2 separate regions of the Homo sapiens genome follow, and region 2 is linked to region 1. Evidence: read pairs that join two places in POLR2A ChIA-PET (ENCODE). Cell type or tissue: K562. All regions are shown on one strand. Links, peaks and the distances in the headings refer to the core of each region. The heading gives the core; the rest is flanking DNA.

Region 1 (6,222 bases), core at 583-5,582:
CTCCTGAGGCCTCTTTCCTTGACTTGCAGACGGCCGCCTTCTCACTGCTGCCTTTCCTCTGCACACGCATCCCTGATGTCTCTTCTTTTTCTTTTTTTTTCTTTTTTTAAGACAGAGTTTCACTCTTGTTGCCCAGGCTGGAGTGCAGTGGCACGATCTCAGCTCACTGCAACCTCCACTTCCTGGGTTCAAGTGATTCTCCTGCCTCAGCCTCCTGAGTAGCTGGGATTACAGGCGCCCACAACCACGCCCAGCTAATTTTTGTATTTTTAGTAAAGACAGGGTTTCACCATGTTGGCCAGTCTGGTCACAAACTCCTGACCTCAGGCAATCCTCCCGCCTTAGCCTCCCAAATTGCTGGGATTACAGGCGTGAGCCACCATACGCGGCCTGTCTCTTCTTTTACTTATGATACCAGTCATGTTGGATTAAGGCCCTTATGACCTCCTTTAATCTTAATTACCTCTTTAAAGGTCCTATCTCCAAATATAATCACACTGGGGACTAGGGCTTCATCATATAAGTTTTGGGGGGACACAGTTCAGTCTATAACAGCACCTTTACTGATTTGCTGAGTAATCTTGGGACAGCCACATATCTCTCTGAGCCTCAGTTTTCTTATCTGTTTAATGGAGAGATACCACATTTCCTTTTCCTCTTTCTCAATGGGTTGTCATGACAAATTAGATAGAACCTGTGGAGCTGAGCGTGGTGGCTCATGCCTGTAATCCTAGCACTTTTCAAGGCCGAGGCAGGCGGATTGCTTGAGCCCAGGAATTTGAGAACAGCCTGGGCAACATGGTGCAATCCCATCTCTACAAAAAATTTAAAAAATTAGCCAGTCATGGCCGGGCGTGGTGGCTCACGCCTGTAATCCCAGCACTTTGGGAGGCCGAGGCAAGTGGATCACTAGATAAGGAGATCGAGACCATCCTGGCTAACACAGTGAAACCCCGTCTCTACTAAAAAAATACAAACAAAAAAAAAATTAGCCAGGCGCAGTGGCGGGCGCCTGTAGTCCCAGCTACTCGGGAGGTTGAGGCAGGAGAAAGACGTGAACCCGGGAGGCGGAGCTTTCAGTGAGCCGAGATTGTGCCACTGCACTCCAGCCTGGGCGAAAGAGAGAGACTCCATCTCAAAACAAACAAACAAACAAAAATTACCCACGCATGGTGGCATGTTTCTGTGGTCCCAGCTACTCAGGAGACTGAGGTGGAAGGATTACTTGATCCCAGAGGGTTAAGGCTTCAGTGAGCCACGATCATGCCAGTATACTCCAGCCTGGGCTGCAGAGCAAGACCCTGCCTCAGAAAAATAAAAGGAACATGTGAAAGGGTTCTGGAGAATATAATTATTAACACATAAAATGCTTACAATTTGGGTCTCAATTCTGAGTTTGCACAACATGAGATACCCTTTGTTGACCTGAGTGGTACGCTGATAGTGTAGATGGATGTATCAGTTATGTAATGCTGTGTAACAAACCATCCCTAAACTTAGTGACTTAGAACAGCTGTTTATTATTCTTGCAATTCTGTGGGTTGGCTAGATGGTTCCTCTGCTGTTTTCATTCACACAGCAACAGTCTGCTAATGGCTTCGCTGGGTTAGGTGGTCTAGACTGGCTGGGGTGCCTGGGCCTCTCTCTTCCTGTGGTCTTTCAGGCCAGGTTCCTCACGTAATTATGAAAGCACTCCAAAAGCACGAAAGCAGAAGCCCAGCCTCAGAAGCTGCCCAGCATCACTTTTTTTTTTTTTGAGATGGAGTCTCACTCTGTCACCAAGGCTGGAGTGCAATGGCGTGATCATAGCTTACTGCAACCTTGGCCCCCTGGGCTCAAGTGATCCTCCCACCTCAGCCTCCAGAGTAGCTGGGACTACAGGTACATACCACCATGCCTGGCTAAATTTTAAAAAAATTTTTTTGTAGAGACTGGATTTTACCATTGCCCAGGCTGATCTCAAACTCTTGGCCTCAAGCGATCCACCCACCTCTGCCTCCCAAAGTGCTGGGATTTCAGGCATTAGCCACCACGCCCGGCCTGCTCAGCATCACTTCTGCCACATCCTATTGGTCACAGCAAGTCACAAGACCAACTCAGATTCAAGGGATGGTGAAATAGATTCCACCTTGTGGTAGTGGAAGCAACAAAGTTACATTGCAAAAGAGCATGGACACAGGGAACTTGATTCTGTTTGGGGCTATTATTGTTACAATTCTCCATGCGGACCCTTTGCAAAGCCCATATGTATCTGTTCCCATACTGAGTCAGCGTGCCCCACACACTCTCCCAGAGACTAGTGGACTTTGCCCTGCCCTTATTCTTTTTTTTTTTTTTTTTTTTTTTTTTTTTGAGATGGAGTCTCGCTCTGTCACCCAGGCTGTGGTGCAGTGGTGCAGTCTCGGCTCCCTGCAACCTCCGCCTCCTGGGTTCAAGCAATTCTACTGCCTCAGCCTCCTGAGTAGCTAGGACTACAGGCACGTGCCACCACGCCCGGCTAATTTTTGTATTTTTAGTAGAGACGAGGTTTCACCATATTGGCCAGGCTGGTCTCGAACTCCTGTCCTCATGATCTGCCCGCCTTGGCCTCCCAAAGTGCTAGGATTACAGGTGTGAGCCACTGCGCTCGGCCAGACTTTGCCCTTATTCTTGGCGATGATCCAGTGTCTCCCAACTTGCACCTAAGCCCATTCTCAGCCAGTCCAGCTCCAGAGCCCTGCCCACTGGCTGTGGCTCTGGTTTGGGGCTCTGTTTATACCCTCTGGCCTTGCTGATGTACCTGGGGATTTGAATTTGCATCATCCTGCTAGCCTTCCCACTCCTAACTAGCCCCTACTCTGTTTCCTGGAACTCAGCCCAGCCCAACTCTCTCAGCTGCCTTCTGGCAGGGCCAGACCTGCTCTTTCCGAGAAGTTCACACAACACCAGTCGGTTCTCTTGACCAATTTCCCAGGAAAACTGCTTAATACATCTAAAAGGGCAAAATAGTTCTTTCCACTTTGATTCACCTCAACCTAATAAGCTCCAATAATTCAGGCCTTTGAGAAATTCCACAATTTATGCTTCAAATTTCAGTCACATTTTTGTGTGTGTCTTACACATGTTCTTTAGAGCTCATGAGTTACTGCTAATATAAATCCGTGTGGTTATTATTGATAACAGCTATAAAGGAAGAGGTAATACCAAGACGGCAGAATCTCACAGCACGGTTTATTGGGAGGGCTGCCGAGAAGTTAACATGAATCACGTCTTCCTAATTGAATTGCATTTTCTGATGTAGCAGCAGGGCTTACTGCCTAAGGACCTTCAGAGGGCTGTAAAGCCAAGCATCATTGAAGTGTTTGGTAATGAAGGTTTGAATTTTAATAAACCAACTCTTTTGTAAGGGGCACTTTTTGGTAAATATATTAATTTGCTAATTATTGAAATGATTCTAGCATTGTAAGTTGTTAAGCAAAAAGTACACAATTGACTAGTTATGTATCTTTTGTGTAAAAAGGTGAGAAAATTAATATAGTATAATATGATATGATATAATATATAAAGTGTGTGTATCTCCTTTCTTTGGAAGCGTCTGCAAGAAACCAGTAATATTTTCTCATGGGAGAAAAAATGCGTGTCTGAGGCTGGACGCAGTGGCTCACACCTGTAATCTCAACACTTTGGGAGGCTGAGCTGAGCAGATGGGTTGAGCCCAGGAGTTCGAGACTAGCCTGGACAACATGGTGAGACTCTGTATCTACAAAAAATACAAACAATTAGCCAGGTACAGCTGAGTGCGCCTGTAGTCCCAGCTATTCAGGAGGTTGAGGTGGGAGGATCACTTGAGCCGGGGAGGTTAAGGCTGTAGTGAGCCGTGATTGTGTCACTGCACTCCAGCTTGGGTGACAGAGCAAGACCCTGTCTCTCCTCCACCCCTCCAAAAAATGGGTCTCTGGCAGCAGGATGGGAGGGAGATTTTCTAGTTTACCTTTTGTACTTTTTGAATTGTACCATGTGAATGTATTGCCTATCCAAAATTAAATCACTACTGCGGGGTGGGTACTGACTGGGAGGGGGCACAAGGGAGCCCTCCGGGGCCCTGGACGTCTTCTGAGCCTTCATTCTGGATCTTGATGGTTACGTGGGTGAACACACATGAAAAGTCATCAATCCATACACTTAAGTTCTATGCACTTTATTTTAAATTATGCTTCAAAAAAAGTGATGTATTCTAATGACATGATAAAATACAGTCAGCCCTCCATATCTGTGGGTTCCATATCCACAGATTTAACCAACCATGAATCAAAAATATTTTTTAAAATGGGTGTTTGCATCTGTACTGAATACATATAGACTTTAAAAAGAATCATTATTCTTCCAGCCTGAGGAACATGGCAAAACCCCATCTCTACCAAAAATACAAAAAAATTAGCTGAATGTGGTGGCATGTGCCTGTAGTCCCAGCTACTCAGGAGACCGAGGTGGGAGGATTACTTGAGCCTGGGAGATGGAGACTGCAGTGAGCCGAGATTAGGCCACTGCACTTCAACCTGGGTGATGGTGTGAGACCCTGTCTCAAAAAAAAAAATCATTGTTCTCTAAACAATATAGCCTAACAACTATTTACGTATACATATACTTTTTTTTTTTTTTGAGACAGTCTCACTATTGTCACCCAGGCTGGAGTGCAATGGCATGATCTTGGCTCACTGCAACTTCTGCCTCCTGGGTTCAAGTGATTCTCCTACCTCAGCCTCTTGAGTAGCTGTGATTACAGGTAGGTGCCTGCCACCACACCCGGCTATTTTTTTTTTTTTTTTTTTTTGAGATGGAGTCTTGCTCTGTCACCCAGCCTGGAGTGCAATGGCGTGATCTTGGCTCACTGCAACCTCCCCCTCTTGGGTTCAAGCCATTCTCCTGCCTCAGCTTCCCCAGTAGCTGGGATTACAGGAGCGCACCACCACACCGAGCTAATTTTTGTATTTTTAGTAGAGACGGGGTTTCGCCATGTTGGCCAGGCTGGTCTCAAACTCCTGACCTCAGGTGGTCCGCCCACCTCGGCCTCCCAAAATGCTAGGATTACAGGTGTAAGCCACCATGCCCAGCCTATTTACATATTTTTTACAGTATATTAGACATTATAAATAATCTAGAGATGATTTAAAGCAGCAATCTCCAAACTTTTTGACACCAGGGACTGGTTTTGTGGAAGACAATTTTTCCATTGACCGGGGCATAAAACTGTTCCACCTCAGATCATCAGGCGTTATAGTCTCATAAAGAGCGCGCAGCCTAGACCCCTCGAATGCTCAGTTTGCAATACGGTTTGCGCGCCTCTGAGAATCTAATGCCGCTGCTGATCTGACAGGAGGGGGAGCTCATACGGTCATGCTAGCTTGCCAGATGCCTGCCTCCTGCTGTGTGGCTCTGTTCCTGACAGGTATAGGCTGGTACTGGTCCACGGTCTGGGGTTTGGGGACCCCCCCCCGATTTAAAGTATGTGGAAGGATGGGCATAGGTTACATGCAAATATGGTACCATTTTATATCAGGGACTTGAGCATCTGAAGATTTTGGTATCTGCGGTGGAGGGGGGACGGTTCCCAGAACCAATCTCCCATGGATAGCAAGGGATTATTGTATATTAAAAATAATTTTATGTATTTATGTGTTTATTTATTTTACTTTAAGTTCCGGGATACATATGCAGAGTGTGCAGGTTTGTTACATAGGTATGCATGTGCCATGGTGGTTTGCTGCACTTATCAACCCGTCATCTAGGTTTTAAGCCCTGTATGCATTAGCTATTTGTCCTAATGCTCTCCCTCCCCTTACCCCCACCCCCCAAAATAATTTTAAAAATAAAGTCAGACCAGGATATATTGCCTTGCTCCACAAAAATAAATATGTTTCTAAAAAGTTTACTCAAGCCTGTTTCTAGAAAGTGAAGCATAACTTCCAACTGGCTTTCATTAAAACGTCTAAGATGTATTCATGTACTGACTCCATTCAAGGAGTGGCAGTACTGGTGTTGGTCTGAGCACTAGGAGCCTGCTGGGGTGAACCCACCCACTCTCTGAGTCTGGGCTTGATGATGGAAAGAGAAAAGGAGAGGTGAATTGAGTCTCCTTGAAAGACATGAGAAATTAGAGCCGGGCACGGTGGCTCACGCTTGTAATCCCAGCACTTTGGGAGGCCAAGGCGGGAGGATCACCTGAGGTCAGGAGTTCGAGACCAG
Region 2 (5,611 bases), core at 1-5,000, 280 kb before region 1:
GCCATTCTGGCACAAACACCCTTCTCACACTGAAGAACCCCTGGGCTCCAGTGACTTCCTGCCAACTAAGAGGGACGACCCCTTCAGAGCACCCCTTCTCCCTTCCTACTCCCAGCCAGGTACCTGCTATGGCACCTTCTGTCTGCACTGCCCACTGAGGGGCTAACTCCCATTCTAATGTTCATTCCCTGCCCACACTAAGCTCTTGGCCACTCACCTGAAAATCCTCCTCATCCAAGATCTCTTTCCTCCACTTGATCAAGAAGGCTGCACACACGTAGAGATGAAAGTGGGAGAACCCTTCTGGTTCAGACTGGGAAGCAGAAAAATAGAGTTAGGTCTCCCAGCCCTGACAAAGATTCAGCTCTGGTCCTCTCAGTTCCATTCCTTCTGGGAGGTGGGAAACTCTTTCACGGTTGGGGAGATGGAGTTCTGAAGAGACTTAGCAAAGGCCCTGCCCTGAGGCTAAAGCAGACATGGAAGTAGAAAAGAGGAGAAGGGGAAGCTTCTAAGCAGCTACATTCCACAACATGGCAGAGAGCTGGACACCTCAGAGACAGCCTGGCACAGAGAGGCCGGGGAATCCCTCCTACCTGATATGTGTCCCACAGGCGGATGGTGCAGCGAAGAGGAAGCTCCCGCATAAGCAGGTTGTTCATCCAGCGGAAGGCAAACTGCAGGTATTCTACCTCGTACCTCCTGAAGTGATTATGTACCTGCTCTGAAACAGGAAGCATCATTGGGGATCAACCTAGGGGACTGGACCCTGAAAGGGCCACAGGAGCCAAAATAGCAGCTCCCACTTCTTACTGCCCCCTCCCATGGGTAAGCAGACACAGAGGAGGCAGACAGCCATCTGACTGTCCTTTATGTTTGATTCCATCATCTCACAGCAACACTGCATGGTTAACTCAGCCCAGCAGACAGAACTATTTTAACATCCCCCAGTGATGTTCTAGGAGCCCCGCTTCCTTTGTGGGGCCGCTCTGGCCACAAAGCAGAGGATAATGAGGTTCACTTGGCTGCTCAACCTTAGTACTCATCAGAGAAGAAGCCAGAACTGAAAAGAACCATGGAGGTCACCTTGGCCACCCTCCTACTGGCGAGGAACTCCTCTTCAGCATCCCCGCCAGATGGCTAGCCAGCAGGGATGTGAACACTGCCAGCGAAAGGGGCTCACAAACTCCACTCAAGGGAAGCCTCTTCCACTGATGTATGAAGTGATTCACCAGAAAGCGCTTCACCATATTCAACAAAACCAGCTGCCTCCTCACTCCCACCCTTTGGTGTTCGTGTGATATTCTCAGGCAAGCCCAAACAAACCTGATTGCTGTTCCACAGGACAGCTCTCCAAATAATGCTTAGTGGGATTGTTTTCTAAATTACTGTCCTCAGTTTCCTACCCTATAAAATGGGAATAATCATTCACACCTCAGAGGGTTTCAGGGAAGATAAATGAGAACACACAAGTAAAGTGCTTACAATGGCACCTGGAATGTGGTAAATATTTCAAACAATTCTTGAAAGAAGAACTATTAACAATGGTTATGGCCAGGTGCTGTGGCTCACACCTGTAATCCCAGCACTTAGGGAGGCCGAGGTGGGCGGAGTGTTGAGCCCAGGAGCTCAAGACCAGGCTAGGCAACATGACAAAAGCCTGTCTTTACTGAAAATACAAAAATTGGCCAGGCGTCATGGTGCGCACCTATAATTCCAGCAACTCAGGAGGCTGAGGTGGGAAGATCCTTTGAGCCAGGAGGTCAAGGCTGTAGTGAGCCAAGATCGCACCAGTGCACTCTAGCCTGGGCGACAGAGCAAGACTCCATCTCAAAAAACAAGTTATTTCTGGGGAGAAGAATTTAAGGAGAGGAAGGATTCCTACCTTATCACCCTGGCTGGAATACAGTGGTGCGATCTTGGCTCACTGTAGCCTTGACCTCCTGGGCTCGAGTGATCCTTCCATCTCAACCTCCTGAGTAGCTGGGACTACAGTCGTGTGCCACCATGCCCAGCTACTTCTTAAATTTTTTGTAGAGATGGGGTCTCACCATGTTGCCCAGGCTGGTCTTGAACTCCTGGGCTCAAGTGATCCTCCTGCCTCGGCTGGGATTACAGGTGTGAGTCACCGTCCCCAGCCTGTTTAAATTTTTTTAATGAGGAAGTATTACTTCTACAATGCAAAGAAACATCCAAGATATATATACTTAAAAATCCACTATTCCAAAGTATTATGCCTTTATGTATCACGTATTTGTAAGGGCGGAAAAAATAAGGATAGGGCAGACAGTGGCAGAAACCACAGCATCTGCCTGTTGAAACTTGATTGATGACCAGCCTCTGGCAGCCAGCTTATCCCCCAGAAGAGGGCAGCATACACTCTGTGCTAGGCTCCGGTTGAGGGATGTCAAGAGACCTGCACAAGGGGCCCAAACGTGAGGGCTAACAGCTGGGCCAGGGTGATAAGACACAGCGGAAAAAAAATTCCACATGTGACATACGGGAAGTAACTGTGAATAAACAAATGGGTTCAGAAGATTGAAATGCTAAGTCATAAAATAGAGTGAGTGGAACAACTCAATGAAGGTTTTCATGAAAAGAGAACCTGGGAAAGAAGAGAGAAAGATATACAATGTTGGGGGTGGGGGTGGGCAGCAGGTAAGGGAGAAAGGCTTTGCTTGGGTGAAGCAGAAAATCCAATGAGTAGGAAAGCCTGGGAATAACATTTGTTAGCTGGTGTCAGGACAGGCAGAGTCCTATGGGAGCTACTACAACTTCACTAGTGTTAGAGATCCCACCGACTTCTCTCCCCATGCCTCACTTAAACATCAGTCAACAGCAGAGCTTCCTGAGTTGTCCTTTCGTTCTAACATTCTATGACTCTAGGCCAAAGCTGAGGAATTCCTGTAAGGCTGTTCCTCAAAGACATGTGCCTTAGGAAGAGCCACATCTCAATTTCCCCACCCCACACAAGTCCTGGGAAGCTGTATAAAGTCCTGCTGGGGTATCAGCCAGGCCTGAGGACCCCATATCAAGCCCAGGAGTTATGAGTTACATCATAACGTGAAGGACAAGGCCGGACGACAGGCTGGATGCTGAAGGCAATGGAGAGCTATGGGAGGCTTCAGAGCAGAAGAGGGACGTGGCCAGAACAGAGCTGCAGAAAGATGCAATTGCGTGACAGATAGTTTGGAAGAGAAGAGTATGGAGAAGGCAAGCCCTCTGAGGAGGAAGCTGGACCAGAGCTGTGGCTGGGGAAGTGGGGAACGGGCGTACTGAAGAGAGCTGCTGAAGGAGAACCGATAGAGCCTGGTGATAGGAAACCAAGGGGAAAGAAGAACTTGATATAACAGCACAGTTCTCACTTCACCTTCCTGCTGAGATGTGGAAGGATCCCGGTGCTGCCAGCAGCACTCAGTGCGCTGGAAAGGGTCATGGCTAGGAAGACAGCTGAGGAGAGGACCCACAAGCACAACCGCCTCATAACAGAATCAACTCTGCTATTGCTAGAGAACTCTTCTCCCTCTGAACCTACCATCAATCCGGCTGACAAGCTCTTCCAGTGCCTTCACCTTCTTCTGGATTCCTGGTTGTGCAAAGGTGTAGTTATCCTGCAAATGACACAGAGCCCAGGATGAACATGGACTCTAACTTGTGTTATCACCTGACATTCACTGAAACACGTTTAGAAGTTCAGGCCATTTTCCAAAGCTAGTACCAATGGCCAGTGACAGTGTTCTGGGAAACAAAGAAATCTACAGAACAACAGTGTTGGGGGAAAGCCCAATGGAGCCCTGCAGTGTGGAAGCAAACCCATGTGCTTGGGGTACAGAGCAGAAAGGAGCAGTCTACTCCAAAGACGAAGTCAAGGCAACATGGAGATTTCTGCAGACTCCAAGGGACACTACACCATCACTGTTTTGTTTTTTTTTTTTTTGAGATAGGGTCTCACTCTATCGCCCAGGCTGGAGTGCAGTGGTGTGATCATGGCTCACTACAGCTTTGACCTCCTAGGCTCAAGTGATCCTCCCACCTTAGCCCACTGAGGACCTGGTACTATAGGCACACGCCACCACGCCTGGCTAATTTTAAAATTTTTTGTAGAGAAGGGGTCTCTCTATGTTGCCTAGGCTGGTTTTGAACTCCTGAGCTCAAGCGATCCTCCAGTCTTGGCCTCCCAAAGTGTTGGGATTACAGGCGTGAGCCACCGTGCCCGACCCACCATTGCTGTTTGAAAGCTGTAAAGCCAATGAAGAAGGATAGAGATGGATGAAAAGGAGGAGGAGCCATAGTGGGTGGGTGGGTGGTCCTGCCTGATACAGAAGAGCAAGAAAGAAACCAAAGCCCTGCTGGGAGCCTCTGGACCTAGACGTTTGTTCCCACAAGGGCAGAAGCAGCTCACCTGGATTCCATCCAGCAGCTTGCTCATGCACCAAAAGCTGTCAGCCTCAATGCTTCGCAGCATGTCTTGAGACAAGTTGGTCACGTCAAAGTTCTCCACATCCTCTTCTGTAAAACAAAAGGTGAAGAAAGTCCAGAGGTCTTATCTAAAAATGGAGAGAGAAAGATAGATTCGAGTGTCTTCAATGGGGTCTTTAAGGCCAAGTGAGGACCAGGCTAACCTGATGTTAAGAAACAAGGGCCTGCCCCTCTACTGTCTGTGTCAGGTGGGCAAATATGTCCCTTCAAGAACATATTTGTTCTTGAAGATCTCACTACAACACTGGACAGGCCATTTCTCATGCTAGTCCCATCAGGTCCAACATATCTTTCTCTTCCTTGGCATTTGTTCGTTCAGTTTTAGAAAATGATACTTCAGGTCTCATGTTCAATGAATTATACTCAGATCCCTGAAGATGGCCTGGAAAATTTCTTTGATTTCAGCTCAGTGAGCTGTCTAGCACACTCACACTCATATATAGGGAGAACAGCTAGGATCAGAAAGCCCCCACAGTTTATTTTAAAGATGGAATTCCCAAGTTCTGATAAGGCAGACCCACAGTCTTGCCACTCAAAAGAGAAGGTATGCATGTAAAGGAAGATGAGTCAAGCCTGTGAGTGCTTCTAGGACTTAATTCCAACAAGATGGTATTTCTCAAGATGGGTTCTGCAAAACATCAATCCTACAGAACACTCAAAAAAAAGGGGGGGTTCCACAGACAAATATGGTTGAGAAATGTTGCATTAGATATCCCCATCTTGGAGATTAGCAAAGATCACAGCACACAAAAGGGTTTGAGAAGTTAACAGAAATTCTGCATTAAGTAAATCTGCTTAACTTTGTTTATCCAGCATTTCCCAAGTTTATCTAGCCACGAGACCTCTTTGGAAAGGACTATCTGTTAGCTTCTCATGGAAACCTCCCACTGAGTAACAGGAGTGAGAATCTGTCTCGTCTGAGATGCAAGTGAGGAAAACATAAGCAGCCTTCCAGAAACCTGAAGAAGGAAAAGGCTATGTGATGTGTCCTTCCTAGCCCATGTTTAACTCCCACTTCCTGTCACAGAGAGGTGAAGTAGTAAGAAGTGCTGTGTTTGCCCAACAAGAAAGGCCCCTGTGTATGCCTGTCAGAGGCCACACACAGAAACAATCAAGCCCTTGAGTTCTCTACCAG

Evidence for each region. ChIA-PET counts read pairs that join two places held together with the same protein. Peaks named below come from ENCODE experiments on the same cell type or tissue, not always from the same donor. Only the 100,000 strongest peaks of a DNase experiment are listed, where the experiment ranks them.
Region 2: POLR2A ChIA-PET joins it to region 1 with 5 read pairs; 1 of 35 experiments calls an interaction of 5 or more read pairs at or near these places.

What each region holds. Positions count from the first base shown.
Region 1 is chr6:37,035,484-37,041,705 of GRCh38, reverse strand. No RefSeq gene overlaps it. Among named protein-coding and RNA genes, the nearest start is that of FGD2, 33 kb to the right of the region's middle. In K562, for the core only: no CTCF peak of the experiment used is centred there; DNase peaks (open chromatin) are centred at 2,137 and 2,845.
Region 2 is chr6:37,311,813-37,317,423 of GRCh38, reverse strand. It overlaps TBC1D22B (TBC1 domain family member 22B), which reads right to left. Exons shown (of 13, transcript NM_017772.4): 9 at 4,400-4,506; 10 at 3,533-3,608; 11 at 594-721; 12 at 218-313. Among named protein-coding and RNA genes, the nearest start is that of RNF8, 39 kb to the left of the region's middle. RefSeq lists an enhancer at 2,297-2,591. In K562, for the core only: a CTCF peak has its summit at 2,357 (motif pointing right); a DNase peak (open chromatin) is centred at 2,413.